Linked DNA regions of Homo sapiens: region 1 is linked to region 2. Evidence: chromatin contacts called from ENCODE Hi-C data. All regions are on one chromosome and are shown on one strand. Each heading gives the region's core, a stretch centred on a gene start or an enhancer-like site at or near the end of the contact. The rest is flanking DNA. Distances are from core to core; before and after follow the strand shown. Region 1 overlaps TM9SF2 (transmembrane 9 superfamily member 2). Region 2 holds the start of GPR183 (G protein-coupled receptor 183).

Evidence for each region. A loop is a pair of places that touch in the nucleus more often than their neighbours do. Pooled maps may share reads with other maps.
Region 1: a loop to region 2 is called in a pooled map, with 3 times the contacts of the local background. The contact joins the enhancer-like site here to the promoter of GPR183 in region 2. A Hi-C loop is called at or near these places in 4 of 37 single-sample maps with no recorded cell type and 3 of 50 pooled maps.

What each region holds. Positions count from the first base shown.
Region 1 is chr13:99,541,398-99,545,889 of GRCh38, forward strand. TM9SF2 (transmembrane 9 superfamily member 2) reads left to right here. Exons shown (of 17, transcript NM_004800.3): 9 at 162-270; 10 at 2,466-2,598. Among named protein-coding and RNA genes, the nearest start is that of LINC01039, 33 kb to the right of the region's middle. RefSeq lists a silencer at 1,434-1,503 and an enhancer at 1,854-1,913. Within about 2 kb of position 1,539, at least 7 of the 41 ENCODE cell types and tissues checked have a DNase peak (open chromatin) inside an H3K27ac peak, as active enhancers do.
Region 2 is chr13:99,305,318-99,309,837 of GRCh38, forward strand. GPR183 (G protein-coupled receptor 183) reads right to left here and starts at 2,082. Exons shown (of 2, transcript NM_004951.5): 1 at 2,023-2,082. All of the region lies in intron 4 of UBAC2 (UBA domain containing 2), which reads left to right.

The sequences.
Region 1 (4,492 bases), core at 289-2,788, 240 kb after region 2:
CATGAAAGAACACAGTTCATTGAATTTGTTGGATTTCAGATAGCTTTCATTTTGATTTTGATCAAGACTGTTTTAATGTTACTCAATAAACAGTTTTTAAAAGAGTTTTACTGTTCCTAGGATTAAGCTACAGATTACTCATGATGTGCTTATTTCTACAGCATTATGAATTCCCTGGTCATTGTTCTCTTCTTATCTGGAATGGTAGCTATGATTATGTTACGGACACTGCACAAAGATATTGCTAGATATAATCAGATGGACTCTACGGTAAGTGGAAACATTTTAGTCTTTAGTCTGCCAAGGACACTGTTTATTGTTATTTTGCAAAAAGGTAAAATAATAGCTTTAGAATCTGCTTTTAAAACATTCTTCAAAAAACAAAAACAAAAACAAAAAAATTCTTCTCAAAAGTTATCTTGAATTCACATTTTCAAATAAGAAAGTGATACTTAAGAATTAATATTCTTGGCTGGGCGCGGTGGCTCACACCTGTAATCCCAGCACTTTGGGAGGCCGGGGTGGGCGGATCACCTGAGGTCAGGAGTTCAAGACCAGCCTGACCAACATGGTGAAACCCCATCTCTCCTAAAAACACAAAAATTAGCTGGGTGTGGTGGTGGGGACCTGTAGCCCCAGCTACCTCGGGAGGCTGAGGCAGGAGAATTGCTTGAACCCAGGAGGCGGAGGCTGCAGTGAGCCAAGATCGTGCCACTGCACTCCAGCCTGGCAACAGAGCAAGACTCTGTCTCAAAAAAAAAAAAAAAAAATAGAAATGGAGTCAGCACAGCCTTGGGAGCTGACCTGTTCACAGCCTCCTGTGTGGGAATGGACTGGTGCAGCGTGGGGTGTAGGTGCACAGTTACAACTCTGTAAGGTTTCTCCATCCCTGACACATACCTGTTTGTGAAACCACAAAGTTGAATGGAATAACTCCTAAGCAATTTTTATTTGTGTGGTTAATTTTTTAAAATTAATCTTAACAAATTTGTATCATTTCAACCTTTTGATATATTTAAAATAATTGCATGTTCCAGCCTCTTTAGTCTCAAACTTTTTAAGTTGCACAGTGTTACACATTTTCTACTCTTCATTTCATGGCAGCATAATAAAAGAATTTTCACAAGAATCACAGTAATTTGGAATGAATGCAAAAAACTCAGGTTTTTATTGTATTCTCTTCCCCCAGCTTCTTCAGCCTCCTGTCCCCCAACCTCTCTGACCTGTTCTGATTGGGGAAAATATATATGAATATTCATAAGCTTTTAACGTTTGTACTCTATAGTCTCTTTCCTATGATTTTTATTGATTTTATGTCTTATTAAATATTAAAATGATTTTAAAATACTCTGTTTATAATTGGCTGTTCCACATAATTGCTGTTAATGGAGTTTTATCTTAATTTGCACAGCGTTGCCATGTGGAACCAGGCCAGTGGTGACTCTGCTTCCACAACCCTGTCCTACTTCCCATCTCTTAGCACAGCAGTCAGAGTGAAACTGCTCAAACAGAAGTCAGATCATTTCACTCTTGAGCACGGCCCTCCAGGGACTTCTGTTCAGTCAGAGCAAGAGTCAGAGGCTTTACAGTGGCTTCTAAGGCCCCACGTTACCTCAGCACTCTGCTGCACCTGTGCCGGCTACCTTGCTGTTCCTCAGACCAGGCAGACATAGGTTTCCACCTCAGAGCCTTCACGAAGCTCACTGTTTTATCTGCTAAGAAGGTCTGCCCCTCATTTACATGGCTAGTTCCCTTACCTCCCTCCGATCTTTACAAAATGTGATCTTCCCATTGAACCCCTCCCAGCCATCACATATGTTACATCCTGTCCTGCACACACCCATACATCCTGTTTTTCTGTACAGCGCTTATTACCATCTAATGTACAGTATACTTTCCTGACTTATTTTGTTTATTGTCTGCCTTCCCAATGAGATCATGTACTCCTGAGAGTAGGAATTTTTCTGTTACACTCACTGTGGTATCTGGTGTTTTAAACAGAGCCGAGCTTATAGTTGGTGCTCAATGAATGTTTACATCCATGCTTACTGTATTAGCAAAGTAGCTAGAATATGAGAGCTAATGCCATTTGCTTATTGTGGAGATCATTAAGAGTAGGATGAAGAGGATAGAATGTGACTAAAAATCGTCATCAAGTCAGATCACAAAGCTTGACTTAGAGTAGAATTAGGTAGCAATCACATTGTCTTTGTAAAGTTTCTCAATAAGTATATTTGTAGACCTTAATGTCATAAATTTAAGAAACTGACATATAAGACAGTTCAGCAAAGCCATATTAAGCTCCATGAGTCAAGCTGTATTCTTCAAAATTGAAATAGGTACTAACATTTTTAAGTTTAAAAAAAACCTGTTTTCTGTAACAGCATATTCAACAGTGAACAAACTGTCTATAGTTGTCTTGTTGATACCATGAGACAATCGAACTGATTTCATTCCCCTTTTAGGAAGATGCCCAGGAAGAATTTGGCTGGAAACTTGTTCATGGTGATATATTCCGTCCTCCAAGAAAAGGGATGCTGCTATCAGTCTTTCTAGGATCCGGGACACAGATTTTAATTATGACCTTTGTGACTCTATGTAAGTGTTAACTGAAAATTTTCAAGTAGAAAATACTTTCTAAATACAGTAATTGCTTAAAAACCAGTTTTTCTGGCCGGGCATGGTGGCTCATGCCTGTAATCCTAGCACTTTGGGAGGCCAAGGCGGGTGGATGACAAGGTCAGGAGTTTGAGACCAGACTGGCCAATATAGTGAAACCCCGTCTTTCTACTAAAAATACAAAAACTGGGCATGGTGGCAGGTGCCTGTAATCCCAGCTACTTGTGGGGCTGAGGCAGTAGCTTGAACCTGGGAGGCGGAGGTTGTAGTGAACTGAGATTGCGCCACTGCACTCCAGCCTGGGTGACAGTGCAAGACTCCATCTCAAAAAAAAAAACAAAAAACACCACAGTTTTTCTAAGTGGGTAGGTAAGCCAGATTATTTCTGAGCATCCTTTAGGTTCTCAAAATCTAAGTGACTTGGGGCAGGTTTAGTTGCACCCAAAGACTGACTCTTGGTTTCTCCCTTCAGCTCTTCCTAGACCAAGCCTTTGTCAGGGAGGCACTGGGCTGGAGATGAACAGGTCCTTAAGACCATCAGCATCTGAGTCTAAACAGCCCAGAACTGGGACCATTTAGGGTCTCTTTTACCCAGGCATCGTGGGCAGGCACAGTCTGGTTAGGGTTCCAGGATATTCTTGGCTTCCACGGAGGGAGGAGGGTGGGAAAAGAAGGGATGGGGCAGGAAGCACTGTGTAGATCCTTCTCATCTGGGGAGGATTTGGGAAGCAGGATCTCTCTCCTCTAGGGAAAGCGAGTGTGTAGGAAAGACCTTCCTTCCTCCATAAAAAGATTCTCTTCTTTGAGCTACCTCAGCGACTTCAGAAATTGTATTTAAATTTTTGCCAACTAGGACAATTTTTTTTTTTAAATAAATGTTCCTTAGAGGTATTGATAGCCACAGGGATTGTTCTGAAACTACCTCTGGGTATATGTTAATTCCACTGTCTTCCAGTTTCCTTAATTGGAAGATAAAAAAGGTTTATGAATAGAATTTTCTAAATTTTACCTTTATTTAATGTATTTTACTTTATTGATGCCTGCTACTGATAAATAGCAACAAATGAATATACTGGGAGAATTCAGAAACTAACCTTTAATAATTTTTTAGTAAACATTTATTTTTTATGTTTGATTACATATTAAATACATAATACCACAGTTATTTTTGTTAGTAAAGTTGTTCCAAATTTTTATGATAAAATTAATTATATAAATGCTTTGCAAAGAGCAGTATCATTTTCAAATGTCTGGCACTGAATAAGTTTGGGAACCAAACTCACACCTTCAGGTTCAGTTTGAAGACTGACTAGGATATCTTTTTTTTTTAATCTACTAACAACTTAAGGAGATACAATTTTGATAGGTAGAGCTAGAATTTGTAACTATATCATACTAAAGAGAAGTTAAGTCATACTAAAGAGAATAGGTCAGGAAAAGGTGTCATAAAAAAGGTTTGGACAGAGGGTGGTAGGGTGAAGGCACTGGGTGACAGAGAGCCAAACTAGACTTAGAGCAGAATGAATGTTTGAAGATAAACTTCTGCTTTCTTTCTTTCTTTTTTTTTTTGAGACGGAGCCTCGCTCTGTCACCAGGCTGGAGTTCAGTGGCGTGATCTTGGCTTACTGAAACCTCCACCTCCTAGGTCCAAGTGATTCTTCTGCCTCAGCCTCCTGAGTAGCTGGGATTACAGGCGCCTGCCACCACGCCTGGCTGATTTTTGTATTTTTGGTAGAGACACGGTTTCACCATGTTGTCCAGGATGGTCTCAATCTCTCAACCTCGTGATCCGCCCGCCTCGGCCTCCCAAAGTGCTGGGGTTACAGGCGTGAGCTACCACACCCAGCCAACTCCTGCTTTCAAATCTTATTAG
Region 2 (4,520 bases), core at 832-3,331:
CCAGACTTCTTGAGAAGGTGATAAACCCCCCAGACTGGAGAACACCACGCGTCCTCTACACAGGCCACGTCCAGGGCTGCCTAACAACTCCAGCAGGTCTTAACCATAGCAGAGAGAAAAGTATCCCTGTAAACGGCTTTATTAGGTGCGAAGCTCTTTTAAATGTAAGCTTCTTGAGGATGATGACTTGATCTCATCCAACATTTTATCCTATAGAATGCTACAGAACCAACCTACAATAGATATCTAGTAAATATCTATAGAATAAATAAATGAATTAAAGTCATATAGAAACCTGAGTTAATATTTATTCCATTAACTGACTGGTCATGGTACTAATTAGCTCTAGGAAGCCAGATGAAAGTAATTTATGCAAGGGATCATTACCATTGTCACTAACGCGATACATAAACATGTGAGTGAACATTTTGTGGAGTAGCATATTCTTTGTGGTTTTATGTCCAAAAAGTGCAGTGAACCCGCAGAGAGAAAACATGCTAAAATATAAGAAGTGTGCAGTCCTACCAGTAAGCACAGTTAGATGTGTGATCATCCATAGACTCAGGGCCATTTATTTATTTATTTATTTATCTATCGAGACAGAGTCTCGCATGGTCGCCCAGGCTAGAGTGCAGTGGCGCAATCTCGGCTCACTGCAACCTCCGCCTCCCAGGTTCAAGGGATTCTCCTGCCTCACCCTCTTGAGTAGCTGGGATTATAGGTGAGTGCCACCGTGCCTGGCTAACTTTTATATTTTTAGTAGAGATGGGGTTTCACCATGTTGGCCAGGCTGGTCTCGAACTCCTGATCTCAGGTGATCCGCCTGCCTCGGCCTCCCAAAGTGCTGGGATTACAGGAGTGAGCCACCACACCCAGCCTGATTCAGGGTCTTTATGTAAAATATCCATAACATATCTGTTGGATTCACCCTCTGGTACGTCAGTGGCCAGAGAGATGGGAGAAGAATGATGGGAGACAGTTTTTTAGCACTTATAATGAGAGGCAATGTTGTAAGGACTTGGCAGTAGTAATACTCCCCATTTTACAGGTAAAGCAGCTGAAGCCAGATATTAGGTAACTTGTGTGTGGGGGGGCCACACAGCTTGTAAATTTCATTTGATCCTGATTTCAGAGCCCTTGCTCTTATTACACTATATTGTACTCAGAGTGACACCAAAAAAACAAAATACCACGCCCCCCTCCCCCAACACACACACAAACACACATATATAAAACCCTCACTGCCCTTTAAAGGAAGTCTCTTCACAGCTTCTATTTTGCCAAGTTTCTGTTACCACCATTCCCAACCTGGACATAAATGTTGCCAAAGCACTGCATAGAATTCATTGTGATTTTTTCCCCTCAGGCACATAGAAAAGATACGTTTAGTCTAAGTAAACACAAGTATAAACCACACAACAGACTTTTTTTTCACTTATCTAATTAGTAGTATTTAGCATTTAAAAAGCAAAGATTGGTACTCTTTGCTGGCGGGAGGGTAAATTGGTAAAATGTTTTTGTAGACCAAAAAGTACCGTTTTATATCTAAAGCTTTAGAAAATATACCCTTTGCCCTAGGAATTCTACCCCTGAGATTCTATCCTGAGAAATAATCTTATATTTCTAATAATTCCTATAGCATAGGAATATTCTATATTAAAATAACTTTGTTCCTTTTCCTTCATACTAAGTTATCCTGAAATATTGGCATTATTTGCATAGTTTTGCTTGATACTGTCTTTTGTCATTGTGAGTTTATACAGTAGTACATGAAGTGAGCCCTATTTTTTGACAAAGATATTTCTGGTGGACCCATCGCTTTCAGTCAACTTTATAAGAACTAACTAGACCTACCAGTCAGCAGAGAGAGTAAACTTACATTATTAATATAATTTTTGTTAGAAGTGATGGTAGCTTGTTCTTAAATAGATTGTTTTCCTTTTTACCTTTTACCTTAAAACTTAGGCTTTTAAAGTTTTTCTTTAAAAAGTTTGTTGAAAAAGCAAAAGATCTTGTACTTACATATCAGTGACTCGTTCGGGTCTCTGTGTAGTAGCTGTGAGTAGTTGTCCAAACTGAAGTAAGTTTTAACTGTGGCATGTTGTTTTAAGAGAGGCTGTGCAGACCTCCTTTTATGGTGGTGACTTTTTTTTTCTCTGTCACCCTGTGACTGAGCATGTAATGAGCAGTTAGCCTCGTGTACGTGTGTGCACTTTGTGTTTTTTTTTGTTTTAAATGGGAAGTGAAATTTTTTATAGTGATTAAAAAAAACTATCCAAAAGCCCCTTGGAATTTATGAATTGTTGATATCTGTGGAACTTTATAAATTTTTCTGTAAAGGTTTAAGTATCAAAAAATTCTTTGAAAGAGACTGAAGCAATAAACCTTAACCAAAAAAAAGACCAAGTTACTGATGATTTTATATTGATTTTGCATGTAAAAGTATGGGTTTTTAAATGTTTTAAGGAAAATAGTGTCAACTTTGACAGTGCTTTTTACCTGGAAACTTGGTATCAGGGAGTAGTTTACACATTCCACCTTATCCACAGCTTATGAGAAAGAAACAGGTTTCTGTGGCGTGGGGGTGAGTGACAGTCCAGGATGTGGAGTGGACTGGATTAGTCGCCGTTTTCAGTCGAGAGGCTGCCTGAGTCAGAGGCTGTGTGAGTACTTGAATAACAGGGAAACAGTTGAAGGGAGGCCCATTATAGATAAAATCCAGCCTCTTCAGCACAGGGTGAAAGAGACTCATGCCATTCACCTCATAGTTGTAGTTGACTCAGTTTAAACCAACTAACGTGTCTGTCAGAATGCAGTTTATTTGTAGGCTAAATTACCAGATATGTAGCACTCAGATCAGGAGAGGTGATGTTTACACTTAGTCAGGACTGATCTGGCCATTCCCAGCCACTTCTGGGTGCTGCTTTTTACGAAGACATAGATAACACCTGTGGCAGTGAGGGGCCTGGATAGCAGGTCTTAGGAGAACTGATTAAATAAGCTGGGGATGTGTATGCTTTGTAGGCATAGGGTCATTATCCTTATGCTTGTGGAAACTCTCATAGAAAAGTGTTTACATTGCTTGTGTCAGTCTTCCTAACTCCAGAGACTAGCGGGAGGGTCAGTAAGAAGTTACTGGACATAGCTTTTGGATCAAAAGATGAGAGTCATTCCCAAAAGTTGTGATTATTTTGAAAAATGGAATATGCTGTTTCTTATTTAGATGCTTGAGTAAACTTGATGATTTTGAGGGATGATGTAAACAGAATTGAATCATTTGGTAGGAATTTGTAACTCTGTGATCTCAGAAGCCTTTCTGCTCCAGGATTCTGTAAAAATAGTCGAGTAGCTTTTGCCTCCCACAGATGTCATTAGGTTCTTCTAACGTCTAAAGTGCTGTGAGTATGGAGGAACATTGTCAGACACAAGAAAGAGCATCAAGCAAGTCAGCTGAATTCTTTGGGCCGCCACCTCACTGTGTATAAAATAAAGGTATTGAACTAAATGATCTCCAAGGTAATTCCTAGTACAAAAATTCTATGAGGGGGTAATACAGAGATTTTATGACTTGGTGGATAAACATGACATCATATTCTAGAACTAGTTCATTTAAAACTTAGGCTGCAGAGTACTTGAAGAAGACACTGTTGATAAATTTTTCAGTTTGTTGAAAGACCATTCTGGTGGGGTTTTGCCTGTTAATTTTGAAATAGTTATATTAAGTAAAACATTTTTATATAGTGAAGGACTCAGCTAGTTCAAGTAATTCCTCTGACAAACTGGATCTGTCCTCCCAACCTTCTTTTTTTTTTTTGAGACAGAGTCTCGCTCTCACCAGGCTGGAGTGCAGGGGTGTGCTGTCGGCTCACTGCAACCTCCACCTCCCGGCTTCAAGCAATTCTCCTGCCTCAGCCTCCCGAGTAGCTGGGACTACAGGCATATGCCACCATGCCCAGCTAATTTTTGTATTTTTAGTAGAGACAAGGTTTCACCATGTTGGCCAGGATGGTCTCAATCTCTTGACCTCATGATCTGCCTGCATTGGCCTCCCAAAGTGCTGGGATTACAGGTGTGAGCCACCGTGCCCAGCCCCTTTTTTTTGATATCAGAGTAGTCAGGCAGATGAAGAAGAGGTGATGGGGTCATTATCCTGTAAGAGGCCGCTGAAGCTGTATATTAGATCATTTCATGAGCTCACAAACCTTGTTTTTATTGCTGTTGAAAGTTACCAGGGTTTCTTGAGTTGTGATTGTACTGTAAAAGTAGAGTTGGCCTTTACAGTTTTTTTGTTTGTTTGTTTGGAGACAGGGTCTCACTCTGTTGCCCAGGCTGGAGTGCAGTGGCACGATCTTGGCTCACTGCAACCTCTGCCTCCTGGGCTCAAGTGATCCTCCCACCTCAGCTTCCTAAGTAGCTGGGGCTACAGGCACATGCCACCACGCCCAGCTAATTTTTGTATTTTTTTGTGTGTGTGTGTGGAGACAAGGTCTCATTATGTTGCCCAGGCTGGTCTCAAACTC